7 separate regions of the Homo sapiens genome follow, and regions 1, 2, 3, 4, 5 and 7 are each linked to region 6. Evidence: chromatin loops called from intact Hi-C (ENCODE). Cell type or tissue: heart right ventricle. All regions are shown on one strand.

Evidence for each region. Hi-C counts contacts between places; a loop is a spot of excess contacts. Peaks named below come from ENCODE experiments on the same cell type or tissue, not always from the same donor. Only the 100,000 strongest peaks of a DNase experiment are listed, where the experiment ranks them.
Region 1: a loop joins it to region 6, with 2.4 times the contacts of the local background. A loop is called at or near these places in 27 of 110 quality-filtered maps.
Region 2: it touches region 6 in a loop (2.3-fold over the local background); 5 of 110 quality-filtered maps call a loop at or near these places.
Region 3: it touches region 6 in a loop (2.5-fold over the local background); 14 of 110 quality-filtered maps call a loop at or near these places.
Region 4: it touches region 6 in a loop (4-fold over the local background); 68 of 110 quality-filtered maps call a loop at or near these places.
Region 5: it touches region 6 in a loop (2.1-fold over the local background); 20 of 110 quality-filtered maps call a loop at or near these places.
Region 7: a loop joins it to region 6, with 2.3 times the contacts of the local background. A loop is called at or near these places in 5 of 110 quality-filtered maps.

Annotation. Positions count from the first base shown.
Region 1 is chr3:171,315,582-171,319,581 of GRCh38, reverse strand. All of the region lies in intron 2 of TNIK (TRAF2 and NCK interacting kinase), which reads left to right. Among named protein-coding and RNA genes, the nearest start is that of TNIK, 140 kb to the left of the region's middle. In heart right ventricle, a CTCF peak has its summit at 2,128; a DNase peak (open chromatin) is centred at 2,211; H3K27ac peaks cover 433 bases.
Region 2 is chr3:171,397,890-171,401,889 of GRCh38, reverse strand. The region is part of intron 1 of TNIK (TRAF2 and NCK interacting kinase); the gene reads left to right. Among named protein-coding and RNA genes, the nearest start is that of TNIK, 61 kb to the left of the region's middle. In heart right ventricle, no CTCF peak of the experiment used is centred here; a DNase peak (open chromatin) is centred at 1,866; H3K27ac peaks cover 1,300 bases.
Region 3 is chr3:171,293,175-171,297,174 of GRCh38, reverse strand. All of the region lies in intron 2 of TNIK (TRAF2 and NCK interacting kinase), which reads left to right. Among named protein-coding and RNA genes, the nearest start is that of TNIK, 170 kb to the left of the region's middle. In heart right ventricle, no CTCF peak of the experiment used is centred here; no DNase peak of the experiment used is centred here; H3K27ac peaks cover 3,994 bases.
Region 4 is chr3:171,565,507-171,569,506 of GRCh38, reverse strand. No RefSeq gene overlaps it. Among named protein-coding and RNA genes, the nearest start is that of TNIK, 110 kb to the right of the region's middle. In heart right ventricle, a CTCF peak has its summit at 2,476 (motif pointing right); no DNase peak of the experiment used is centred here.
Region 5 is chr3:171,305,023-171,309,022 of GRCh38, reverse strand. All of the region lies in intron 2 of TNIK (TRAF2 and NCK interacting kinase), which reads left to right. Among named protein-coding and RNA genes, the nearest start is that of TNIK, 150 kb to the left of the region's middle. In heart right ventricle, no CTCF peak of the experiment used is centred here; a DNase peak (open chromatin) is centred at 2,102; H3K4me3 peaks cover 679 bases; H3K27ac peaks cover 2,998 bases.
Region 6 is chr3:171,186,345-171,190,344 of GRCh38, reverse strand. It overlaps TNIK (TRAF2 and NCK interacting kinase), which reads left to right. Exons shown (of 33, transcript NM_015028.4): 7 at 1,513-1,643. Among named protein-coding and RNA genes, the nearest start is that of MIR569, 82 kb to the right of the region's middle. RefSeq lists enhancers at 606-655, 3,065-3,592. In heart right ventricle, a CTCF peak has its summit at 2,459; no DNase peak of the experiment used is centred here; H3K27ac peaks cover 410 bases.
Region 7 is chr3:171,383,021-171,387,020 of GRCh38, reverse strand. All of the region lies in intron 1 of TNIK (TRAF2 and NCK interacting kinase), which reads left to right. Among named protein-coding and RNA genes, the nearest start is that of TNIK, 75 kb to the left of the region's middle. RefSeq lists an enhancer at 2,452-2,998. In heart right ventricle, no CTCF peak of the experiment used is centred here; no DNase peak of the experiment used is centred here.

The DNA of each region.
Region 1 (4,000 bases), 130 kb before region 6:
CCGGTCAACTAACCTCCTAGCCAACCTGCTAACCTCAATGAATATGTTGCTCTGAAACTCTTTTTTTTTCCCCCAAATCTTCCCAAAGCTATTAAAAAATACCAAGGAAGGATGGTTAAGGCATGTTTTATTAGCCGTAGTAGTTAAACTTGTTAATTTATCAGTAAGGGGAAAAACACTCTTTGTAATTTTAACTTGTCTTCATGCTAAATTCCTTCCAGACTGTGGTTAGAACTTAACTGCAGAATTTTTGCCCAACAATATAAACATTTTCTATAAAACTATGGAAAGTTGCCCATTCTGGAAAAAATCTAAAGTACAAAGGATAAAGCGTTTCTCAAGATAGAATTTCATTTCTGGTGTTTTTGCATGTAATTTTAAATTTTATTTTATATTTTATTTTGAGACAGAGTCTTCCTCTGTCACCCAGGCTAGAGTACAGTAGCAGGATCAAAGCTCACGGCAGCTTCGAAATCCCGGGCTCCAGAAATCTTCCCATTTTAGCGTCCCAAGTAAATAGGACTATAGGTGCAATCATCTTTCCCAGCTACATTTTTTTTATTTATGTATTTTAAGTTTTATGTAGACAGGGTCTTGCTATTTTGACCAGGCTGGTTTTGAACTCCTGGCCTCAAGTGATCCTCCCACCTTAGCCTCTCAAAGCACTGGGATTACAGGTATGAGCCACCATGCTGGCCGGCATGTAATTTTTAATACTAAGTCTAGGATAAATTTTCTTTTGCACTCATTGGGATATGTGTTGATACATTGTTAATCTTTGGAATCCCACTGGAATGAAATGTGTTTCATTAGTGCTTAAACTAAGATGTGTTAATTTGAGAGTTTATAAAAGGAGGTTTAAGCCTAGTGCATTTTCAAAGTTGCTTTTTTTCAATTAAAAAAATTTTGATATCTTGGCAAAAGGATAAAATCGATAGACCATGTAAAGAACTGCATTCAGTTTTAAAATAATTAGGTTTTGAAGATTTATTCTACTGTCTTTTATGAGTAAGAACATGTCTAGGGGTTTTAGGAGGATAGGTTTAAACAGGTTTACAATATTTCCTTATAAGAGCTAGATTATGTATACAATAAGAATTAACTTAAGAAATTTTGCTTTGAATTTCTCCAAGATTTTCTAGGGCCAACCAAGCTTATTCTCTTTAAACAGAAATTTAAGACCATTAGTAAATAAAAACCTTAATATGTTTTGGAAAATGATTACTTGGACTCAGTATTTTTTTGTGGTGTATATGCTTTGGCTTGTGTTTAAATTATGTTACGCCTGTGTTTTGATCAGGCATTAAATAATTGAAACACTCATGTTAAATAATTATGCAACTGTCTGATTTAGAAGGCTGGAAAGCAGCAGCAAACCTGTTTCCAGAGACATTTCAATCTATAGGCCAGGTTCAGGCTAAACTATATAGTATGACTCTCCTTCTTTCTACACTGAGGTATAGAAGCAGCATAGGGTTGGGGTGGAGACAGACCTAGTACAAATCTAAGCCTCTTGTTTATGAGCTATTTAACTTCATGTAAGTTATTTGAGCCCCCTGAGCTTTAAGAATTAGATGCTTTCTAAATGTCAAGCACTATAGTAGTAATAAGCACACACGTTTCCTTTCCTTAGGATGGTTACTGTCCCATGGGAAAGGTAGACACATGGGCACAATTTCAATATATTCTCAAGTTCCAAGAAGCATACTCAAAGTGCCATGGAATAGGAACACGCTGCCTAGCAGCTCACTCCTTTTGGGCACACATTTGTCTGATACAACTACGTGCTAGGACCTGGATACCAATGTGAACAGAAAAACACAATCCTAACCCCTCTATTGTCTTATAACCTAAATAACAAAGTGATGACTGTAAACTAGAAAGTCTGGGGCCTAACTTATAGGGTTCGTAAGGGTGAAAAGAGCTTTCTTTCCCTTTCTTGTCATCTTCATTCTGTTCACTCACGCTCTGTCCAGATTCCCAGTCTCCCATTTGCCTAAGCGGGCAAAGAGGTAGTTGTTTCTCTTGGTTAACAGTTCTATATAATGAATCCCTTTACAGATGAGTGACTGAATACTTCTTCCTAAGAATAGTTGCATTATTACCGAAGACTTTTGGTGGCACCAAGACCATAGTACATGTCTCTCCATTTGGCAGCATTTCAGCCATTGAGCAGTCCTCCATGGATAGCTGGAGTGTCTCTCCCACATCCCACTATCATGGTGCTTGGCTGCTATCCAGATGCCTGTGATGAGTGATGGAGTCCCTGGTGCTTCCTGGAGAGAACAACAAATGGTAGTCTTGCACCACCTTGATTGTTAATATACTTGGTCTGTGGACTTCCCATGCTCAAACCTAAACCAAAGAACCTGGCCTGACCCGGAACAACTGCTTTGTTACAGGTGAAAGTCCTTGTTATTACTTTGGTAGTTAATCATCTTCCCCTGGGCCTTAAACTCCAGGTCATTCTCTGGAGAAGAAATTTAGGACCTGTGATATTATCCTATTTAAGTACTTTTCAGATACGATCTTTTAATTATAAAAGATATATAATTATATATTTTATATGATATATATCATATAATTATATATTTTATATGATATATATCATATAATTATATATTTTATATGATATATATCATATAATTATATATTTTATATGATATATATCATATAATTGTGTAATTATAAAATGTAATCGCTTGTATATAGTTCTTAGTTCCTTAGGCAAATCAAGTAAATAGTAGTTGCATGGGTAAATATAAAATACGCAAATACTCCTTATAGTAATATAAGAACTATCATTCAGGCAGGAGGACACAAAAGATCAATGTATGAACCATTCCTATATATTTTTTCCTTTTGAAGCACAGGTAGGAGCAAATCATTTCCCTTCTCCACAAAGCTCAGTGGCTTCTTACTGCACTCAGAATAGCCTAGTTTATAGGCCTCTGTGAGCTGCCTTTCTTCCCCTTTTCATCCAAAGTGTTTTTAAATCCCTTTAGATACTCTTTGCTCCAGCTTGCCTGGGCTATTAACTGTTCTCCCGAAGACCATACTTTATGTCTGCAGGCCTTTGCTCATACTGTTTGGTCAGCAGGGAATAAATTTTACTCCTTATTCATTTATAAAATCCTACCGATCCTCCAAGGCTGAGCTCAAATGCCTCCTCTTTCATGAAACCTTCTATATCCCTACTAATCAGAATCAATTATTTCTTTCTCTCTATTCCTCCTTGTTGGCCTATTGTGTGTACCTTTATTGCCTGTATAGGCTTTTCTCATTTCTGCTTGTATCTAGGTAATTCACTCATCTATCCATACATTCATTCAACGATTATTTCTTGAAAGCTTTATCTTGTACTGTGCAAGAAGATGGGAATGTAATGGGAAGCAGAAAATGGATGCTGCCTGTGCTCTGGGAGCTTACAGTCTTCTGGCAGAGATGGGTGATAAGGTGATAAGCACCAAACCCACAAAGCTAAAACTGCAGCTATGGGAAGAGCGGGGAAGACAGATTTATGGGTCTCTGTCTCTAGGCTGTAAACTCCTTGACGCCAGTGAGAGCCTCTTTCTTGGTTAAGAAGGCAGTAGTATAAAACAACTGTGAAATGCCCTGTGTCATGAGTTTGTATCTCCCCGAATATATGAGGAAGTCCTAATACCCAGTACCTGTGAATATGACTTTATTTGGAAATAGGGTCTCTGCAGATGTAATGAAGTTAAGATGGGATCATACTTGATTAGAGTAGGTCCTAATCCAGTTTGACTGGTGTTCAATAAGAAGAGGAGAAAAGACAGACACAGACACAGTGGGGAATGCCACGTGAAGATGGGAGCAGAGATGGGAGGGATGAGTTTGTAAGCCAGGGAATGTCAAGAAATGTTGGTAACCACAAGAAGTTAGGAAGGAGGCATGGAACTGTTTCTTCTTCAGAACTTCCAGAAAGAACCAACTCCCAATGACACCTTGACACCTGGATTTCAGACTCCTCACTTCC
Region 2 (4,000 bases), 210 kb before region 6:
ATAACAGCTAACATTTATTGAGCTCTCATTTTGTGTCAGGCACTGGACTGTGTTTAAATGCATTATTTAATTCTTCCAACAGCCCTATGAGGTTGATATTAAATTACTTCCTTGCTCTTTCATGCCAAATCCCCCTGAAACTCCCACATATAGATTAATCTGACCATCTGCTTCTCACTTGCTTTCTACATTTCTGAACCCTCCTGGGAAAAATCACTCCACGATGTACCTTGATGCTCCTAGACATTTGATAAAGTGTTGCCCCTCCTCCTGCCCCCACATGCCTTGTTCTGAGCAGTGCACAGAGACTATTTTAAGACTTCACTGCTCCCTAAGCCCTCTACTTCTTGACCTTACCTCCTAGTTGAGAGAACCCTGAACCCTCTCCTTCCTCAGTTTCCTGCTCTTACACCTATGAAGCTATTTCCTACCATCATCACCCTTTCCTCCTTTCTAACCAGTGATCGTTAGACAGCATTGTGCATCTTAATTACCTGGGAGCTTTTAGAAATAACTCAGCCTAGTCCTCGTCCTGAAGAGGACCGTTCAGTAGGTCTGCTGGTGAGGTGAGGAGGAGGAGGAGCCCAAGCCTGTGTTGGCTGTAAAATTGCCACAGGAGATTCTGATGGGCTCCCTGGTTAAGAATCACTGGGTCAGGTTCCAGAAGACAAAGTACCTCTTTCATTCAAGGGTGATCCCTCACCTCTCCTAAATGAAAATTCAGGAGAGAAGGAAATATGGAGCTCTGGTTCCCAGCTTCTTCTTTTTTTGTTTTCTTCAGGACTAGATCTGCTCTCATTATTCCTGTCTCTCCTCAGTTTTCATTGACCCCCTTTTCCCTGTATTCTTCACTAGCTTCCAACTAGATATGTGTTTGTCTCAACCCTGTGAGCACTGGCCTGATTCTCCTGCTATTCCCAGGCAAACCCCTTAAAGAAAGATTATAACATCACTCAGGTATACACACCACTTTGTTATTCTGACTTCAGTCCTCCCTGAATCTGGTAGAGATCATCAGCACCAGTAGAAGCCAAATCCGAAGGACGCTTTTGGGATCTGTCTCATCTTGGTATCTTTGGGGGCATATGGTGCTTAGGAGACTCTTTCCTTGTCTTTGTGACACCATCCACTCCTAGTTGTCCTGCTTAATTTCTTTCATGTGTTAAGTGTTTCCAAAAAATATTTTTCAGCAACATTAAGAATAATATGGAACTGTATTTACAAAAAGGAGGATGTGGAAGAATATTCTTGGGGAGGAAATGTCTTTCTGGCTGGGGTCTGGATCTAGCACTTTATTTATTTATTTATTTATTTATTGTGAGATAGGAGGGTCTCACTCTGTTGCCCAGGCTGGAGTGCAGTGGTGCAATATGGCTCACTGCAGCCTTGACCTCCTGGGCCCAAATGATCCTTCAATCTTAGCCTCCCAAGTATCTGGGACTACAGGAATGCACTACCATGCTCAGCCAATTTTTTGTAAAATTTTTTGTAGAGATGAGGTCTCACTATGCTGCCTCGGCTGGTCTCAAACTCCTGGGCTTAAGCAATCCTCTCGCCTTGGCCTCCCAAAGTGTTGGGATTACAGGTGTGACCTACCGTGCCTGGCCTGAATCTAGCATTTTCTATGAGGAAAATGAGAACACCAGGGGAAATTTGGCATGATTTCTTGAAACTCTTGCAAATCAAATTCAGAAAACTAGATTTAGGTCTTAGATTTTTGTCCTAGATGGCAAGGGAACTGTGGGCCCAGAGTATGGTTTCTACCAATTTAAGAAAACCCATCAGGTCCCGGGTCCACTCTGAGTCTAGGGCAGATCTGGGGCACCCAGGGTGTATATTCCTGTGAGAGCCTTACTCCTGCTGTGTCCTGTGATCCTGACAATGGGCCAGCTTCCCAGAACATTGGTGGACAGCTGTATGCAGCCCAGAGTAGAACAGCTCGGCAATAATAACTTTTTACTCCTTTCTGCTTTGATTTTTATTACTTCCCCACCTCCTGATTTTTCCATACAAAAGTAAAGCATACTTGCTACAGAAAACTTGGAAAATACTGAAAGAGAATGGAGAATAAAATAAATTTTTTATCACTATAATGTCACTCAGATATACATGCCACTAAACACGTATATTTTCTTCCAGTCTTCTTACTTTTGCAAGCACACATATATATGTTTTTATAAGTAAAATTTGGATCAAACTGTATATAGTGTTGTTTATTCCTTTTTTGTTTTTTGGTAATAATATTTATTGCCATAAAAAATTCTTATCAACATAATTTTTTTATCGGTTGCCTACTATTCTCTAGCATTGAGATAGTCATAATTTATTTAACTAGGTCTCTGTTGTTTAACATTTAGGCTGTTTCCTATTTGTACTCTTATAAATAATGCTACATTTAATAACCTTGAGCAGAATTGCTTGTGCATTGCTGGTGATTTCTTTAGGACATGTTTTTAGATGCTGAATATTGTTGGATTTCTGGGTGGGACCAGCACTCTTGTGATTGTTTGGCCTCCAGCTAAACCTGCCTCTGGGAGGGAGGGAGGCTCAGGGTCCAAGGGAATTTGCCTGCTCCTGTTTGCATCTACTTGAGCTCTTTTAGACTGCATGTTGAATTTCAGAAGGAGGCATCAAAGCATTTCTCCAGGAATCCATAAATGGCAAGTCCTGCCACAGGTGAAATTGAGCACATATGCTTCAGAATAATTCCCTATTTGATAGAGACTGGTTTTGAATTTTCTCTATTCTCTGCATGCTTTGGAGAAATTCTGAATTATTTCAAAGAACAGCAATGGAGCACCTACAATTTGTCAGACATTGTGCTTACCTCTGAAGTTAGAAAAGTAAGTAAGCTCTCAAGGGGCTCACTTGCAGTGTAGAAGACAGAGAAGTGACCTACTGTGGGTGAGAAGTCCCCTGGGAGCACAGAGAGGAGAGCCTCTGATTCTTGGGGCTAAGGAGGCAGCAGAGGGCAAGAACACCTGTGCTGCAGAGGTGAAGTCTGAGCTGAGTCTTGAAAAATAAGAATTATTTCTTTCGTACGGAGGGGAAAAATGTTCCAGGGAAAGGGAATAGTGTGTGCAAAACTGCAGACTTGCGATGGTTACATGACACGTCAAAGGAACCATGAATACACTCCCATAGGTAGAATGTAGGTAGAATGCCCCTACCTCAGTGACATACCAGGTGATGGGGCTGCATAGACAGTTATCCTTTCATTCCTGGGGCTTGAGCCCAGTTGTTCATTTACCTCAGTGTGCCTTATGAAAAAGTTTAGGTAACACTGATTTGGTACATAGTAGAAGGACAATGGGAGCTGAGCTGGAAAGTTGGACTGGGTACAAATTGTGAAGGGCTGTGTGGGCCATACCAAGAGGAGTTTGGATTCCTTTGTCAGCTGTTTAGAGATAGCCAATCTCTCTGTGAAACACTACTGTGCAGGTACTAAATAGAAGATATGGATTCCCAAGTTGCTTAAAAACACAGAAGCTGGTGTTCTTTTACGCTATCCCAACAATTTCGTAACATGTATTTTTCCCCCTAAATAAAAATGTGATGCTATTAGCTCTGTATACTGACCTGTTTCACACCTCTTTGGGGAAAATATTGCAATGTTGGAACTACACAGTGGAAACTTGCAGTTGTGAAGTCTGTTTTGAGCTGGAAAAAGGTGACAGTCTAAGGAGGAATGATTTGAAAAGTGCTAATAGTAAAACATCAGTTATTTTGGTATCTACAAAAGTCTGTGCTATTTACTGTGACTGGTGTGAAAAGAATCAGTAAATGGGAAAATTGTGTTTTGGCCAACATAAATTAAAAGTATGCATATCACCAGCCTGTTGTATTTTCTTTCTCCAGCATTTCTTATTCATTAAATATCACTTCATATCTAAGGTCTAAGAATTCTCCAGCAGTGTGGTTAAGAATAAGATAAAAATGTTGAGATTCCCCAAGGGATATTAGACAGCAGTTTCTTTTATTATTTGGTTTTAGTTTGTTT
Region 3 (4,000 bases), 110 kb before region 6:
GGTCTTTCCCCTTTTGGAAAGGGGAGTTATCGAGAGACTGAGATCTCAGAGCCAACACTGAAAACGACACCAAATTATAGCTGTGTCCAGATACCTAGGATCTTGACTGGCCTTATCATAAGAGGCAAGGACTGCGGTAAACTGCACATCAGGGAATTTGATTTCTTGGTAGGTTTAAACAGCTGAAGGTAGAAGGAAAAAAAATTAAGTTCTTCCTGTTATATTATTAACTTATGAGAACAGCGAAATCTAAAAGAAATTGTTCTGCATAGTTGAAAGTAAAGATAGAATACTCAATATATTTTCTACAATTCATCTCTGATAGAGGAGAAAGTTGTTTTGTGAGGGAAAGCCTTGGGGAATTACTTGTGTTCTAGATAAAAGTGTCATTTAAGAATTTATTATGGAAAATTTCAAACAATCAAGAGAGTGGATAGAATGAACTGACTTGTACCTTACTTATCTTCAATAATTATCAATATTTTGCCCATCTTATTTCAGTAACTCTACCACCACCCCTTTTATTTTTTGAATGAAGAATTTTAAAGCAAGTCCTAAACATCCTGTGAGGTAACTTGCTCCAAATCTCATAATGAGAAGGTGGTGAATCAGGATTGAAACCTTGGCAGTCTGGCTCCAGAACCCACAGTCCATGGAAAGAGGACAAGTCAGCTGTGAAGATCGCTTAAATGGATTTGTTCTTAAAATCAATGTAACTAACAAGCAAGCAGACATTATCTGGGGAACCTCCACTCCAAACTGTCTTTGAATCTAGGGGTTCCATTTTTAAAAAGGGTGTGTTGGGGGGAAGGGTAGGTTCAGGATTTAGTATCAGGTGCCCTTTTTACTAGAGTAGCATTTTATGGGTGTACTCATGAAACACCAGTTAATTTGCCTTGGCTGCCTCTCTCCAAAACATATTTATAGAAATTAATATCTACCCAGGCACTTCTGCCAACAGTTCAGGAATTTAAAATAGTGGGGGTCAAGCACAGGTCGTGGCTGAGAGAAGGCTGGAAGTCCATGAGTTCTACTGTGATCTGACAAAATATGAGGAGTTGACTCTTTAATTATAGCATTTTGGGAGTAACTAAAGGTTTGACACATACTGTTCTACATTGTTTAAAAATATACTGTTTTTAGAGTACATAGAACAGAACTTAAATGACTGCTAATACCTCAGTGACACTGAATCAATCATTTGAATTCAGTTACATGTCCTGAGCCAAAGCCTAGTACTCGACCTTGCATTAGGCCCTCTGTGATCTGTGGGCGTCAAAGAAAGATCCTGGGAGGGGCATGTCCTGCTTTTAAAGAGCTGGCACTCTCTCTTGGGTGAGGGGTGGCCACGGAGGAACAGGCCAGATATTCAAGAAGTGGGGTTGGTGGAGTTGCCCCCCAGCCAGATGGGGCTACCTCCCTGGTCTGTGGTGGCCACACATTGCTAGGACACACTCAAAACAATACCGTGGCCTCCAGGCAGCCACAGTGTAAAATGTTCTTAATTTCCCTGGAGAGAAGGAAGAAAGAGCTTTCAATTAACATGAACACTGGCTACTTTTTCAAGTTACCTAATTGAACTGTCAGAAAGCAAAGACTTTGTGGAGAGGGTGAGAGGCAGGATTGGTAAATTGTGATTACAAAGCTGCTGGGAAAGAAAGGGCAGTTGGGGGACAGGAGATGTGACAGCTTGGAGCTGCAGTGGGCACCCCAGATTCCCGTGGTGGAGGTCTACTGAAATGGATAGAACACTTTGGAGGACTGCCTGTCAGTCTCTGCATTTCTTGGGGAGGGGCCTGACCATGGGATCTGGAAGGCAGGCAGGAAGGAGAGATGCTAATATCTTAAGTCATCCTTATAAAACAAAGAGAATTTTCTGAGAAATGATGGTTCCTTCTTCTCCTCTGCTTTGAAGAAACATAACCTAGTGCATAGTTCCCCAAATCTTAGGGCAGTTACCTAAACTTTATGCTCATGGAAACCCAAAACACTTTTTCTCCTAGGTCAGACCCATTTCCTGGCCTGCTTCACAGTGAAGTGTGGCCATAGACTCAGTTTTATCCAGTAATATGTGAACAGAAGGATATATATCTCTTCTAAGCCTGGCCCATCAAACTGCCCACACTGTCTGCTATTCTTTTTTTTTCCTCTCTCTCTCTCTCTCTCTCTTCCCTGGCCAGACCTATTCAAAGTGATCTTGAGATCTCTGTTGAAGATGGCAGAGACTTTGTCATCCTTAATCTCTGAATGAACACATGGATAACTACCACAAACTAGAAACACCCAAGTAGCGTTATTGGCATTTTCATGAGTAAGAAATTCTGTATGTAAGCTACTGAGATTTGGGATGGGGATACATCTGTTATAGCAATTAGAACTATTTACTACAATCTTTCCCCATTCTTATCTGTATATGACTTATACTGTCATTCATTATTATTATTATTATTATTGAGATGGAGTTTCCTTCTTGTGGCCCAGGCTAGAGTGCAATGGCGCAATCCTGGCTCACTGCAACCTCCGTTTCCCGGGTTCAAGTGATTCTCCTGCCTCAGCCTCCTGAGTAGTTGGGATTACAGATGCTCACCACCACGCCTGGCTAATTTATGTATTTTTAGTAGAGATGGGGTTTCACCGTGTAGGCCAGGCTTGTCTCAAACTCCTGGCCTCAAGAGATCCACCCACCTCAGCTTCCCAAAGTGCTGGGATTACAGGTGTGAGCCACCGCGACTGGCCTACTATTATTATTTGGAGACAGAGTCTCACTCTGTCACCCAGGCTGCAGTGCAGTGGCATGATCATAGCTCACTGCAGCCTTGATGTCCTCAGCTCAGGTGATCCTCTTGCCTCAGCCTCCTGAAGTATCTAGGATTACAGGCATATGCCATCATGCCTGGCTAGTTTTTTTTGTTTTGTTTTATTTGTTGTTGTTTGTTTGTTTGTTTTGAGACAGAGTCTCACTCTGTTACCCAGGCTGGAGTGCAGTGGCGCCATCTCGGCTCACTGCAACCTCCACCTCCCTGGTTCAAGCAATTCTCCTGCCTCAGCCTCCTGAGTAGCTGGGATTACAGGTGCTTGCCACCACACCCAGCTAATTTTTTTTTGTATTTTTAGTAGAGACAGGGTTTCACCATGTTGGCCAGACTGGTCTTGAACTCCTGACCTCAGGCAATCCGCCTGCCTCAGCCTTCCAAAGTGTTGGGATTACAGGCTTGAGCCACTGCGCCCAGCCGGCCAGTTTTATATTTTTTATTTTTTGTAGAGATGAGCTCTTGCTGTGTTGCTCAGGCTGGTCTGGAAGTCTTGGTCTCAAGCAATCTTCCCACATTGATCTCCTAAAGTGCTAGGATTACAGGTGTGAGCCACTGCACCTGGCCTATTATTTTTCTTTAAATCAAGTTATTTTTTATGAATTTTGATTTTAAAAAGTAAACTTTATGTCATTATCACAAATAAAAAACAATATCACTACAAATAGAAGGTAACTCTAAAAATACATTGAGTGGAAAAAAAATGTTATTCATTTCTAGCTAGATGCTATTTCCTGGAGAAAGTTCTTTGCATGAGACCTGTTGTCTCTGTGTTGAAAAGGGGAAACTAGCCACTATTAGAAAGGTGTCAAAGACATATTACCACAAAACTGAGATGCATTGCTTGGCAGAATCAGAAGAGTTGAAAAAAATTGAAAATAATTTCCCCATAGTTATGTGATTCCATGCTATTTAATGTTCTGTCTCAGTCACCTTAAGTCATCTGGTTTACCAGTGGTGCACATCCTACCCTTGGGAGTGAAGACTTACTAAATGGAGACCAGGTTTGGCTGGAGGCTTGAGGATGAGCTGAAATGCATAATAGAAGATACATTGTGAATCTTGTAGGCGTGGAGTAAAATGAGACTTCTGCAGGCACAGGAAGACTAGCCAACCTATAGTTCATCATTTCAAGTTTGATTCTTGATATATAGATAAAAGATTTTTTTGTTAATCAGGATATTTGTGGT
Region 4 (4,000 bases), 380 kb before region 6:
TCAACAGAAAGATTTCTGGAACTCATTCTGACTTCAGCCTTCTTAATATACTGCTTGGGTGAATATAAAAGCAGTTCATGGAAGATTCATCTGCCCTGCACCAGATGAAGTAGGAGCCTTCAGTTTTATGGGGGGGGGGGGGGGGAGAAATTCCCTGATTTAAATATTTTTAAACATGCTGTTTTATTATTTTAGATATGATGGCTTTGTTGAATCTCTGATATATTTTCTTGCAACAGAATATGTATCTCATTCCTTTGTTTTCCCAGAGGCTTAATACAGCTCTGGCCATGTGTTCCTAACTACAAATCAAGGTAGATATGCTGACAAGGAGACTTTTTAAAATTGGCAATTACTGCATTTGACATATTGTCTATTACTGATCATTTGTATTCTTCATATTTCCTCTCACAAGGTATTAAATTTTGATTAAACCCAAGGACCTCTGACTGTCATCCATTAATAGGGAGAATTCTGTAGAGTCCTAGACAACATTTTTATATGCAAAATGAGTTAGTAACCTATCATGCTGATTGGTCCAGTGTGGATCCCCCTAAGTCCTAACCACTCCCTTGAGATTAGCACTAAATCTTTCCACCAGCCTACAACATTCTGGGTGACAAGCAATATTTTTTAATGAGGTTCCACTTACACAAACATTTTTATCATCTCTGAAGAAAATTTATACTTCTTTTTGCCAGAATCTCAGGCCAGAAACATCCAATGAAATGATGTAAAAGGTTCTCAGGAATAACAGAAGTCAATGTCACTGTTCCTGGGTTTGTCAAGCACAATCCAATCTTACAAAAATAACATCAGAACTCACTGTGTGCCAGGCCATATGCTAAGTGCTTTCCATAAAGCATCTTAGCAAATCCTCACAACAGCCTTGTGAGATAGGTACCATGGCCTCCAGGGATACTGATGAGAACTTTGACCTTGCAGTCCTTATAGATATTAACAGAGCCTGGATTTGGACTCAAATGCATCTGACCACATAGTTTATTTTTCACTTTGAAATGTCCCCTTCACCTCTATCTTCATGATGGGGAGAGATCATAATGGTACTTCAATCTCCAACCTCAGATGTGTTACCAAGGTCTGCATCGGCTACATATTGTATTGATCCAACATTAAGAAACACCTTAAAAACTGTCATCAAATACTGCTAAACTATCAGAGCAAATCCTGAATAATTTTCCCCATGCTTCTTCTGTGTCTCTGGAAGAATACGATACCAAGAACTCCTTGGTTCCTGGGTACACATTGAATCCGGGGCCCAGGACCCAGATGCCTTTCCCTTAGGCATCTCCTGATTGTTTATTCTATTTTTTTCTCCTCAATACACATAATTCATATAATCACCCTTCTTCCACATGTTTTATTCACTTCCCTGTTTACTAATTAAAGTTTCTTACTTAGAAAAACAACTTCCATGCAAATATTCATAGCAATATTTTTCAAAATAGCAAAAAACTGGAAACAACCTAAATGTTCATCAACTGGTGAATGGACAAATATAATTGGTATATCAATACAAGGGAGTACTACTCAGCAATCAAAACGAATGAAATACTGATAAATGCTGCAACTCAGATAAACCTCAAAAATATTATGCTAAGTGAAGAAGCCAGATGCAAAAAAACCCCACACATTTTATTATTCCATTTATATGAAATTCCAAGAAAAAGCACATCTATGCAGACAGAAAAAACTCTGGTGACTTCATGGGGCTGGGTGAGAATGGGGATTAACTGTAAAAAAGAGAGACTCTTGGCTGGCACAGTGGTTCATGAGTGTAATCCCAGCACTTTGGAAAGCCAACACAAGAGGATCGCCTGAGGTCAGGAGTTCAAGACCAGCCTGGCCAACATGGCGAAACCCTGTCTCTACTGAAAAATACAAAAATTAGCCAGGCGTGGTGGCAGGTGCCTGTAATACCAGCTACTAGCTGTAATACTAGCTACTCAAGAGGCTGAGGCAGGAGAATTGCTTGAACCCGGGAGGTGGAGGTTGCAGTGAGCCGAGATCATGCCACTTCACTCCATCCTGGGTGACAGAGCAAGACCCTGTCTCAAAAAAAAAAAAAAAAAGAATCTTGTTGGGGGGATAAAAATGTTCTAAAACTGGACTATGGGGATGGTTGCACAACTCAGTAAATTCACCAAAAACTATTGAACTGCACACTTTAAATTAGTTAATTTTAGAGTATATAAACTGTACCTAAATAAAGTTTAAAAAATAATCCATGGATAATAATTTTTGATCACATAAAAAACTGATCAAATTCTTTGGACAGTAAGCCAGCGGAAAAATTGATTTTTTATCAGTACACTAAAGGTAGAAATTCCTACCTCAAAGACAATTATTTGGATATCAAATCAGATATTAAAATTTAAGTGTTTTGAAAACTGAAAAACGGTTAATTGATGAAAGATTCCTTAGGTTCAGTGGTGAATGGAAATTATCTCATTCTGTCCTCTAGGTGGTGCTAGAATCTAAAAATGAGCAGCCTCACGGTAAATGCGGCAGCTTTGTACAAAATTACCTTTCTTTAATAGGTGACATCCCTAAAGGGAGTTCTCAGTCCAATTGTCTTTTAGTCCAGAGCCTTCTCCTGAATTAACCTCAGGATAACAGACATCCAACTTCAGTTCCAGTCTTCCAGCTATACTGATAATTTTTTAATTTTTAATTTTGTGTAGCTTCCTCTTTGTCCTGTTGAGCCATTCATCATCCATTTCTTTCCACTTTTATGAAAACTGTAGTTTCCATCAAAATTTACCCTTCTTTTTAATTGCATTTTCAATACTCTTAGTACTTAAGTGGGGATGAGGGAGTTGATTTGTCAGGCCATTTGTAAAATCAAAGGAAAGCCAAATATTGGGAGGCCAAGGCAGGCGGATCACTTGAGGCCAGGAGTTTGAGAGCAGCCTGGGCAACATCGCAAAACCCTGTCTCTACTAAAAATACAAAAAATCAGCCAGGCGTGGTGGCACATACCTGTAGTCCCAGCTACTCAAGAGGCTAAGGTAGAAAAATTGCTTGAACCTGGGAGGTGGAGGTTGGAGTGAGCCGAGATCATGCCACTGCACTCCAGCCTGGGTGACAGAGTGAGACCCTGTCTCAAAAAACAAACAAACACCCAAACATAGCAAACAATGGCCACATCAGTGAAGAAATTCAGCTGAAGTTCCCCTGCCTGCTCCTGCCATCTGTTAGTGGTAGGAACAGCTGATGTGCTATTACTTTGCTATGTGATGTCCAGTTTTATATATATGAAAGTTCATGCATAAAAAGTTGTAATAAGAGCTTTGATATCATGTTCAGGAGTTCAATGTGAGCCTAGCCCTATTTCTGTACCAAAAACCCCATAGATTTACAGACTGTCTTTTTGCCCTTTATCTGATGGTTTCCAAAAGCATTTGGATCAAGCAGGACAGCCAAGAGTCCACAGCACAAAGCATACTGGCCCTGCTGTACAGCAAGAACATAAAGTGTTATTATCTGAGCCCCTGGGCTTCCATATTAAGCTAATGAGTGGCAGGGCTGGTCCCTCAAGGGAGTAGGAAACTTGAAGTTTGTGTCTCATGATATGTCTTGCAAAAGGAAGCTTACAGAAGCAGCATGCAAACATGCACTGAAGAGTTGTGCAAACAGACAGCTCATTACTGAAAATTCCTCACTGGCGAAAGTAATTTTGCACAAGGGGAAGGGTTTGAAAAACAGCTCTTGCCTCCTGAAGCCCTTTCTGTGGTGGAAACAAATCAGCTTTTAAAATACAATACCATAGTGGCTTTAAAAAGTGGTATTTAAGCAGCATGAAAATAGCCTACGAGAAATTAATGCAAAATCAATTCAGGCACATAATTTACATCTGCTGTGTTACCCAGAATGGCTCTCTTCTATAACTGGAAATCTATGGACCTAATTCTGGGATGACTGGAAGGAGTTTTATATCTTTTGGGATGTAGCCAAACAATCTGTCACCAGGAGGAAA
Region 5 (4,000 bases), 120 kb before region 6:
TGGTAGTTCTGTTTTTAAGTGCTTTGAGAAATCACCGAACTGCTTTCCATAGTGGCAAAATGAATTTACATTTCCACCAGCAGTGTATAAGCATTCCCTTTTCTTTACAGCCTTGTCAGCATCTGTTGTTTTTTGACTTTTTAATAACCATTCTAACTGGTGTGAGATGGTATTTCATTGTGGTTTTGGTTTGCATTTCTCTAATGATTAGTGATGTTGAGCATTTTTTCATATGCTTGTTGGATGCATGTATGTCTTCTTTTGAAAAGTGTTCATGTCCTTTGCCCACTTTTAAGTGGTGGTGTTTGTTTTTTGCTTGTTCAATTAAGCTCCCTATGGAGTCTGGATATTAGGCCTTTGTGAGATGCATAGTTTGCAAATATTTTGTCCCATTCCATAAGTTGTTTGCTTTCTTGAAAGTTTCTTCTGCTGTGCAGAAGCTCTTTGATTTAATTAGGTCCTATTTGTTAATTTTTGGTTTTGTTTGAATTGCTTTTGGCATCTTTGTCATAAAATCTTTGCCAGGGCCTATGTCTAGAATGGTATTTCCTGGGTTTTCTTCAAGGATTTTTATAGTTTTAAGTTTTACATTGAAATTTTTGATGCATTTTTGAGTTGATTTTTGTGTGTGGTGTAAGGAAGGGGTGCAGGATGGCTAACCAGTTATCTCAGCACCATTTATTGTATAGGGAATCCTTTCCCCATTGCTTGTTTTTGTCAGCTTCGTCAAAGATCAGGTGGTTGTAGGCGTGTGTCTTTATTTCTGGGTTCTCTGTTCTGTTTCATTCATCTATATGTCTGTTTTTGTACTAGTACCATGCTGTTTTGGTTACTATAGCACTGTAGTATAGTTTGAAGTCTGGTAATGTGATGCTTCTTGCTTGCTTCTTTTTCCTAGGATTGTTTTCACTACTCAGGCTCTTTTTTGGTTCCATATGAATTTTATAATAGTTTTTTCTAATTCTGTGAATAATGTCATTGGTAGTTCAATAGAAATAGCATTTAATCTGTAAATTGCTTGGGATAGGATGGCCAATTTAACAATATCGATTCTTCCAGTGATAGATTTTTCAAGTACAAGAATATATAAACATTTCATTAGCTGCAGAGTGATAACGTCATCTCGTGGCACATAGCCTCTGGAAAATTTCACTGTACAATTGTGAAGAATGAGAATGAAAAAGTCTTATAACATTATAGTATTATTATAAAGATGTCTTGACCTCATGGACCCCTGAAAGGGTCTCAGAGATCCTCAGAGGTCCCCAAACCACTTTGAGAACCATCCCAGACCATTGACAGGAGATGTTTATACTCAAGATTTGGGATGATTGTGCTGATTCTTTCATTTAGTCAACTGTCAGTTCTTTTTCCAGGATAAATAGGCTTATACGCAGTTTTGAAAATGAAGGCTGAATTTCACAAATCACTTGTGGTCTGGAATTGGTACTACTAGTGGTAAAAAAGTAAGAAAACTCAAAACAACAAAGAACGAAATTCAATAGTTTCTAATCTTTCAGTAACTATTTTGCACAGATTAGGTTAGACTTCTGAGTCAAATGAATGAAGAGAATGCATATTAATCATATATCACAAGGAACTTCTTGACCCCTTAGAGTAAGTGAACATGGAATGTGTGTGCAGTTTCTAAACATGGAAATATGTAAGAAGAGGCCTTCCCTTGAAGTCCTGGTTGACATGGATGAGGCTGGATGCAGGGTTTCTATTTGATGATCCTGAGCCTGGCATGACTTTCAGCTTTTGAGATTCTGCCCAGAGTGGTAGCACAGAATGGCAATTTTTGCCACCACCAGCCTGTTTTTACTACTCTCTCACCTCACCACCACCCATAAAATTTAATAGAAAAGAAATAAATAGAAAATAGGTTTTGGAAACGTATGTGAAGGACGATTTGGTATTAGGGCTGAGTGTTTTTAGACTAGCTACCTTTTTACTATCAACCTCTGGCCGTGGCCATGAATTTCTCGGTCTAAATCTTTTTTCTGAAGATGCACAGTAGACAAGCCTCCCTAAAACATGAAGCATGCTGTTGACTTTGTTCCCGGGGCTTGTGTCTGCCAAGTCTGACTAGTCAGTTCCCATCGCTGCTGGCTGAGGTTTTTCCCATCACCACGGCAGCAGAACACACTTGCCTTCTCTCTTTAGATGGTTTGTTATTTTAAGAAAAGCCGAGCATGGAATCGCTGGGAATCATTGCTGCTTCTGACCACAGAGAACACGTTTTCCCTACTGGTTGTTTTTCTTTTCAGCTTCCTGGGGCTTTAGTGGTATTTACATTTAGGCCCTGTCATTTTGCTTTTTCATGAAAGCCCATTTGAATGAGGCACTTGGAATCCAAATATAATTTTGTTGTTGTTGTTCAAAAGGAATCCAAACGTTTAAGAGTCTCACCATTGGTCACTGAAATGGAAAGATTAAAAAATTTCATTTGCTTAGTTTTTCTTCTTTAAATTTGGTAAAAGTCATTTTGCATGCCCTGAGAAGCGCAGCTGGCATCTATAACCTGCCTTCCTACTTTATAAAATGTAATTTTGTACTCCCCACTTTCAGATCTGTGATGCAAAGTTGGTGAAAGAGTCCCGAATGAATATCCATATGAAATATTTTCTTTTTCTTTAATTTAAATTTTAACTTTTACTTTAGCTTCAGGGGTACACGTGCAGGTTTGTTACATAGGTAAACTCATGGTTTGGGGGTTTGTGTACAGATTGTTTAATGACTTGAGTAACTGAGCATAGTACCTGACAGATTTTTTTTCTGAACTTCTCCCTCCTCCTAACCTCCTCCCTCAAGTAGGCCCTAATGTGTGTTGTTCCCCTCTTTCCATCTATGTGTTCTCATTATTTAGCTCCCACTTATAAGTGAGAACATGTGGTATTTTGTTTCCTGTTCCTGTGTTAGTTTCCTAAGGAAATGGCCTCCGGTTCCATCCACGTTCCTGCCAAGGACATGATCTAGTTCTTTTTTATGGCTTCATAGTATTCCATGGTATATATGTACTACATTTTATTTATCCACTCTGTCATTGATGGGCAATTAGTGATTTCATGTCTTTGCTATTGTGAATACTGCTGCAGTGAACATATGCATGCATGTGTCTTTATGGTAGAATAATTTATATTCATTTGGATATATACCCAGTAGTGGGATTGCTGGGTCGAAATGGTAGTTCTGTTTTAGGTTCTTCGAGTAATCTCCACATTGCTTTCCACAATGGCTGAACTAATTTACATTCACACCAGCAGTGTATAAGCGTTGCCTTTTCCATGCAACCTCACCAGCATCTGTTAATTTTTTACTTTTTAACAGTAGCCATTCTGACTGGTGTGTGATTGTATCTCATTGTAGTTTTGATTTGCATTTCTCTAATTGTTAGTGATATTGAGCGTTTTTTCATATATTTGCTGGCCACATGTATATCTTCTTTTGAAAAGTGTCTTTTCATGTCCTTTGCCCACTTTTTAATGGGATTGTTTGTGTTTTGCTTGTACATTTGTTTAAGTTCCTTGTGGATTCTGGATATTAGACTTCGTTAGATGTATAGTTCAGAAATATTTTCTCCCATCCTGTAGGTTTTCTGTTCACTCTGCTGATAGTTTCTTTTGCTATGCAGAAGCTCTTTAATTTAATTAGGTCCCATTTGTCAAGTTTTGCTTTTGTTGCAATTGCTTTTGGCCCAGATGAAATATTTTCTTTAATGGGAAAAGAGTGTTTCAGGTCCTCAAATGTTCCTGCACTCATTGTAGCCTTTTCCTCAGTGGTCTGGTTGAAGAAAATGAAAGAAACAAATAATATGTGCTATGTACTGGCCGCATTAAAGTCAGGTTATGCTTTAGCTCTCTAAGTGACTAGTGCTGTTAATCTAGTGTTTATTAGCACTGTTTTCAGGCACCCTTCTCACTTAAAGCTTGTCTGTGGCCCCATTTTCTTTACTTTTTCCTTTTTTTTTTTCCCTGTGGCAGAGATTTTCAATTTCTTT
Region 6 (4,000 bases):
CCATTAAAATATACACAGGCATATTCAGAATAATCAATTCCTGCTATATTCCCATAGGTTTAAGTTATATTTACATTGATTTTGTTATTACCTTGGGCTCCCGTGCAAAGTGGATACTTAATATTCTACTTTAGGTGCATACTGATTACCCCCACTTCCATCAGTGGGAGAATCCTTCTCTTTGGCGTATCTGTTAGAGCTCTTTCCGCAACAAATCTGGGACTGCCCAAATAGAGAATTACCACATGCATTTGACTGCTTGATGTATATGAGTAAGAGCATGAATTGACAAATATCCAGTAGGATATGTAACTTGTCATCTAGAAAAGAATCGCTGTCCATATGATTGTATATTTTCAAAGAGATTTAAACATCTTCTATGTTTATATCCCAAACATTTGCTCTTCCTTTTTGTTGAAATATATGACTTCCATTTTTTTTCTTAGTTAACATTTGGGACCAAACTTTCTCACCTCATGAATATTCTCTTTTAAAAACAAAAGTATACATTATGTAGGCTAAGCAGTTATATATGTATCAACTAGATAAGCTATCCTGAGAGCATTCTTACTTCACTAATTAACAGTTACTTGTTGAGTATATATTATATGCCAGGCCCTGTACAAGACAATTTTCTATAGATTATCTCTCATAAACATCAGAGCAACTCTGTGTAGATGTCATCATCCTCATTTTACAGATTAGGAAACCGAAGCTCAGAGAGGTTGATCTACTAGCCCTAGGTCATACCACTAGTAGCGGCAGAAATGAGATACAAACTTAGGCAGTCTGACTCAGACTTTTGCTTTTAATCACTTGTCTTGTATCCCCAAAATACTACCCTTTCTGACAACCAAGCTTACTTTTTTTTAACACCTATTTTTGGTCCCTGTGAAGCCTTGGTGTAATCAAATGTAATTCTTTGTGCCTTCCTCATGGGTACACTTCATCCATTTCTCATGCAGTTTAAAAACATATTCACAATATAGAAAAGGTAGAAGCAACCCAGGTGCCCATCAACAGGTGAACAGATAAACAAAATGTGGTCCATACACACAATGGAATATTATTCAACCTTGAGAAGGAAGGAAATTCTAACACATGCTGCAACGTGGATGAACCTTGATGATATTATGCTAACTGAAATAAGCCAGTCACAAAAAGACAAATACTGTATGATTCCACTTATACAAGGTAGTGAGAATAGTCAAATTTATAGAGATGGAAAGTAGAATAATTGCCAGGGGTTGGGGCAAGGGGGAATTGGGAGCTATTGTTTAATAGGTACAAAGTTTCAGCTGGGGAAGATGAGAAATTCTGGAGATGGACAGTGGTGAAGGTTGCACAACAGTGTGGATGTGCTTAGTGCCCCAGAAATGTACATTTGAAAATGGTCAAAATTGTACACTTTATGTTACTTATGTTTTACCACAATAAAATAATTCACATTCATTTTATCGCTATCTAAAACCTATGATCACAGACTTTATTTACTTGTCTTTTCTTAAATAGTGGACTTTGGAGTCAGTGCTCAGCTTGATCGAACAGTGGGCAGGAGGAATACTTTCATTGGAACTCCCTACTGGATGGCACCAGAAGTTATTGCCTGTGATGAAAACCCAGATGCCACATATGATTTCAAGGTATGGCTTCTTTGTCGTGTTTCAAAACTATGCCTACCATCTTATCCTGAGTCTTATAAAGTCTTACATGCCCTTATATTTATGATTTATGTCACCCAAAGGGAGAACTGAAAAACATTATTTGAGTTTAAGACCTGTAAGACATTCAAGTGAGGATCTTTTTAATGAATTCACCCATCTTATCTGATGGCCTGTTTGTAAAAAATAAAAAAATAAATAAAAAGTTTAAATCATTTTCTATATTTTTTTAAATTTACTCTTGCTTCTTATTATTGGAAAATAGATTGGATTTCCATTTTGGTTATGGTTTAGATTTTTGGAAGAGTATATATTCTGATAGCTTTTTACGTTAAACTAAGATGTGAGTTTGTTGTCTTGGGTCATCTTTTTCTGATTGAGAATAATCTGACTTACTTCTACAATGCTCGAAGTATAATTATCTGGGGTTTCTTTTTCATGAGAGGGAATCAGATGGAATATTGGTGACTACTTTATGGTATTTCTGTCGTGTGGCCTGATGTTTCATAGAAATTTGATTTGTGACTTGTTACTTTATATTATAAACTAGAAATTTGCTAATACATTCAAAGCTGTGTTCAAATAGATTTCTCCAAGAAGCCCTTCTCTTTTCTATTCTGCTAGCCAATAACCAAACATAATTTTGCATTATTGCCCCTCAGGTTTATTGTCTGGACTTTCAGGTGACACGGCTTTCTAATGAATGGTGACTGAAAGTCAAGGCAATAAAATTAGGGGCAATGGGATCTAGGAACTGTGTGTGGGTTTCCAGGCTGTGCATTAGGTAGAGAGACACCCTGTGGTCTTTGTGTACATTACAGGACAACTTGGGCAAAACTTGATCTGCTTGGGCTGGTTTCAGAGGTGCATGGACTTTTCACCAAAACACTTTAATGATCCTCTGTAAATACTCTTATCTAACAGATGAAGAAACTGAGGCCGAGGTCTGCAGGTGCTCACCGGGTTAGCAATCCTCTCAGAGTTAGCACTTGAATGCAGGTCTCCAAACTTTCTGTTCAGAGCCCTTTCCAATATATTACCTTGCTCCTCTGTAATGTACTTCCATATAAATCTCCAATTTATCAATTGAACAGTATATTTGAAGAATATTTCACTTTTAAGGAATATTTTTAGTTCTCGACATGTGGGGTTATTATTGAAATCAGGTCTCAAAGATGCAAACATTGCAGCGTTTTTGAGGCCCCGTATCTCAGTGTTGACAGAAAATTTGCCTCTTTTGGGAATTGCAAGCTTGAAGGTCTGAAAACCTAATAATCTCCCATAAATTTCCTCCTTCCTTCAAAGTTAGTCACTGTAATAACCTGACAACAATCTGTCTGAAAACAGCTGCCAAGTTAAAAATTAATCTCCTGCCAAAATGTCATTTTTTTAAACTGCTAATGATAAGCATATTTAAATAATTCTGTTTGCAAATCCCTTCAGAGAAGCCACTACAAAATATACATCCCAGGCCAGATATGGGTATCATGATTAGCTACAAGCAATTCTTCAAACCATAGTTATACCTAACAAGTGCTAACTAGTCTACATCTGGGCCACAGATATTCTAGATTACTATGTAACATAGCATGGGGAAACAGCGTTTGCAGCTCTTACAACCTCAGCTTAATCTTTTAAGTATTGTGACTGACTGCACTATATATGGGACTTTTGTTATGTAAATAAAGTGGGTGCCTACAACTGACTTGTTTTCAGTAGGGTATCTAGAAGAGGCTTTCCTTCTGGCCAAGCCAAAGCTTGGAATTAAACTGATATTTTGGTCCTCTTTCCTCAGATTATGGCTAAGGAGTATAGTTTAAGATCACTGTAAATGGTGTGAGACCAGTGCATAACTCTAGGTATGGGCAAATCCTGTTGTATGAGTAGCCACAGAGGTCGTCATGCTGCACAGTGATTTCAGAGGTACTGGAAGGCTCACCTGGCTATAAAAGTATCCTGAGACATTAAAAAGATTGAAGATGAATGTCTGTGTGTTTTTTTAAAAAATAAAGAATCCTGATAGAATAGGTTCAATGGTGTCAGTCATTTAGACCTTAGTGCAAATTAGTTTAACAGGATTGTCAGGAATGTAGGTTGTGCAAGAGGAGGAAAAAGTCATGGCAGGGATATGAGCTTCACTGGTTATATGCCATGGGTAAAAAGAGGAGGATGACAAAAGAATGAATAAGGAAGACTTTTCTACAGAGGACTTTATAATATTGAATTATTTTAGGTTTTTAAAAAAATTCATAGTGGTCTTCAAAGACATCTTAGACAAATCAAATAGTAAATAATAAATAACAAAACCAAGCCATACCCTGTTGGGGTATAGTGGAAGG
Region 7 (4,000 bases), 200 kb before region 6:
AATTGCTCTATTATTTGCCTCACAGAAAAACCTCCCTAATCCAGAGACCTGGGAGGAGCAGGGACATTTTATATTGCTGAAAGGTAAGACAATAATAATTTTTGAAGAATCTTATTCCCTTTTAGGTTTAGACAATAACTGAGAAACCCTGGAGTGGCAAAGTTTTTCAACAGAGGTCCTGGAACACCACCTTTAGCAGAGAACACTGGCTTTGATAGAGATGTCTAATTGTAATTAGCAAGTGACTGGATGTGAATGATACTTGACTGAAGATTTTTAAAAATGAGATTTCCTTTTTTATGTTATTACTTTTCTTGAAATCTATTCTATATGGACAATAGACAATTAAACTTCTGTTCAGCTCTAATTTCAGTAATTGCAAATTCTGAATGAGTAGAGGTGAAATAAGAAGCATTTATTGTGTTTGAAAATTAGGGCTATAAATGGTATAGGTGAGCAATACACTTCTGAATGTCTTTATCAAAACATCCCTGTGGGTAAAGAAGAGGAAACTGGAAACCCTAGAGATTCTGGTGGACTGACTGAGAAACCTCCACTGCAAACCAGAAATTTGTTAGCATCTTTGTGTTTTATTTTTAAACTTGATACAAACTTATTCATGTTTAATTTAACATATTAAAAAACACCACGAACACCAAAGTTTTTATGGAAAATAGGCTTTCCAAAAAGATATGCCGTGGTTGAATGCAGCTTCACAGATTCTCTGGGACCCAGCTGGTACTCTCAGAGGAAGGTATATTTAATGATGTGAAGATACATGTATTCATCTCTCTCCGAGTTATTTATTTATTTCACAAGAAAAAGTAAACAACAACTTATAAATATTTTCTTGTTGTTGATCTTGGTAAAATTATTTACTTAACCAGCATTTATGAAGGTCCCCCTGTAGCCTAGGTACAGTGCATGTAGCTAAAGATATTAACATGAATGGAGCCCAGCTTCAGCTTTGGAAGGAGCAGGAGCATAGCTGAGTGGGGAATACGGATGTAAACAAGTTATTACATCAGAGTCATTTATGTATTTGTTCATTTGCCTGGGAGAAGTGAGGCCTCAAACAGCATTTTGTTCAAAAAAATGACTGGCTTATATTCTTTATCGCATGCATGTCTGCCATTTTGTCATAGCCATGTGTGTTCAATACTTGAAATCCATTTGCCTTATGAAATGCTTACGGAATCCTGATTTCTAGAAATAATTTAAAGTTTGCTGAATGCATATGCTGTCCTATAAGTGATAGGATTGTTTTATCATTTCTGACAGAAATGATACATGCAATTAACATGTGTTCTTTTAAAATAATACTATTAACAAAGCAAGTTTATCCCCTCTACTGATATCTCTGTCTGTGTACCCAAATCCTGCAGGTATTTTAAAGTCTAGCTTGGTGCCCACCTTTTCCATTCAGCTCCGCTTGACTGTGTCAGTTTGTATCGATTTCCTGCCTGTCTGAACTCTCTTTGCATTTATGTTATGTTCTGCTTGTCTGACTTGTTAGAGCAGAGATCCCAAACTCCATCCTTTCTCCTTTCTTGAGCAGGGTTCTTGAGAAATGGATGATGGAGGTTCCTCCAGCAAATGTTTCCTCTGTGTTCCTCGTCAGAGTGGCTGCCACACACCTCCGTCTAGTCTCAGGCCTCTGCCCTGACAGTCGTGAGACTCCCTTCTGATTTCTCTCTTAACCCCTAGGCTGAGAGGGCCCCAGGTTTGCTGTGAATTCCTTTTCTTCTAGGGCCCAGCTGGTGTCCCCTCCCACTCCTATCCCAGTATTTTCAAAGCAGTAGATACCTCAGTCATCAGCCCACTGAGAAGGCAGAGCTACTTGTCCCCTTTGGCTCACTCTTCATTCTTTCCACTAAAACTCCATCCTCAAACCAGTGGCCTTAATGTACCGTTTTGACCTCCGTGTGCCCTTCATGTTTGGCCACCTTTGAGTGTGAGCTCAGTTTGTGATGGGTATGTTGTATTTTAGTGTTACTTGATAAACACCGACTTAATCATTTCTTTGTATTTGGCAAAATTCCTTCATTCTCTTTAGCTCATTTTAACTTTAGAATAACTTTAGTTCAACTCTGAGAGGCAAGCAGGCTGCCTTTATTCTTATTTCTACTTGATAGGAAAAGACACCAAAGGCTAAAAAATATTAGTGGCCTTGTTCAATGTCAGAAAAATTATAAACGATGAAGTCATTTTCAGTCATGTGCTCTTCTAAAACACAGTTCTTTTGCTTCTCTTCATTTATATTTCATGTATTTTAATCTATTTTTACTAATCTGACATGTCACTTGAGGGCCAGCTCATGCCATAAATATCTGAATCCTTTAAAACACCAAACAGTTCAACTTAACCAAACATTTATTGGATATAAAGTGTAGTCATTTCCTCATTTAGTGAGAGTCTTTATGTATTAGACTCCCCGTTGGATGTTTTCTATGTTTCCCCTCATTCTCATCATATCTCTGCTGGGTAGATTTTATCAATACTTTGGTACCATTAATATGCATTGGGATAACTTGGGAATCTTATTAAAATGTTAATCCTGATGCAGTAGGTCTGGGCAGGGCCCAGATTTCTGCATTTGTAACAAGGTTCCCAGATGAGTTGGATGGTCATGGGTGCAGTCTGAGTAGCATGCTGTTTATAGGTGAAGAGACTTTGGCTCTAAGAGATTAAGTGATTTTTCAAAGATAACACAACTGGAAGTGGTAAAGCCTTATTCAAATGCTGATCTTGCTCCCTGGAGAGTTGCCTTCCAAGTGCAGTAAGACAGATACATTCAAAGCGATCTTTGGAATGTACTTTAATGTGGAATTTACTCTAATGGAGTGTAATGGGAGGACCTTAGGTAGGAACTATGATTTGAATCTGATCTCAAAAGACTGGTAAGGCTTTGACTGACAAAGATGGGACAAAAGGACTTTTTGGATAGCAAGAACAAAAAGGGAACAAGGACACAGAATGCGGGAGTGTACAGAACATCTTCTGGGAATGGTGAGCTGGAGGCTGTAGCTGATGCCTGGGGAGAGGTGTGCTGTAGCTTTAAAGGGAGGCTGAGGTTGGATGGGAGAGCAGAGTAGACCGGGGAACCACTGGGAGATTTGGAGGACAGTGTCTGTGATAGCACATTGTAGGTGCTCAGGAAATGTGCACTGGTTGATTGAATGTAATCTAGTTTTTAGTCATCTGTTGCCCATGTTGCACCATTGAGATCTCCACAGAATTCTGTGGCCTGGCTGAAACGCCACAGAATTACCCCAAGATGACCTTTACTGTTGTTTATATAGAGCTTTCTTAATAGTCTCTTTGCCTTTGGCAATATAGGACATATTACTTTTTCCTCCCTTTCCAAATTTTTTTTTGGCTAAGAAAATGCTGCTTTTGCACAGACCAATAATACACATTCTTCTTAAAAGAAGCATTGTTCCTTCAGTAGCAACTTGTAATGGGAAAAGTGGAACAAAGACAAAATGCAATTCTGGTCTGAATGGAGACCAGTTTTTCTTTGTGTGAATAACCAGCATTCCAGTCAGGTTGCCACAGTGATGCTGAGATTATAACTGTTCATGCCAGCAGTCAGAGAACGTTGCCCAATTAGTTATTCTCAGCTGCTAGGTTACCTTGACAGTGGCTCAAAAAGCAGGTTTTGAGTTCAAAGACACTCAAAAAAGAGCAGTCGAGGACTTGCAATTCTGTTGCCCTCAGTGGGGTGCAGAGACCACAAGCTCCAGCATGCTCTGGTTTAGGCCATGTAGGTGTAGTCAGCCTTGTGAACGTAGGCACCTTGTAAAAATTCTGGTCTTTCCTTGCCCCCTGTATCATCAGCCAGCTTTGGAAGGGATTTTACTGTTTCTGGGAGCTGCCTTCAGATATTGCACATGGGAGACAGTGAGGAGAATGTATGTTTTGGCATTGGAGGCTCTTGTAGCCTCGCTTTTTTTCTCTTGTGAGCAATCTACTTCACAGGATTGATGCAGAGATGAAA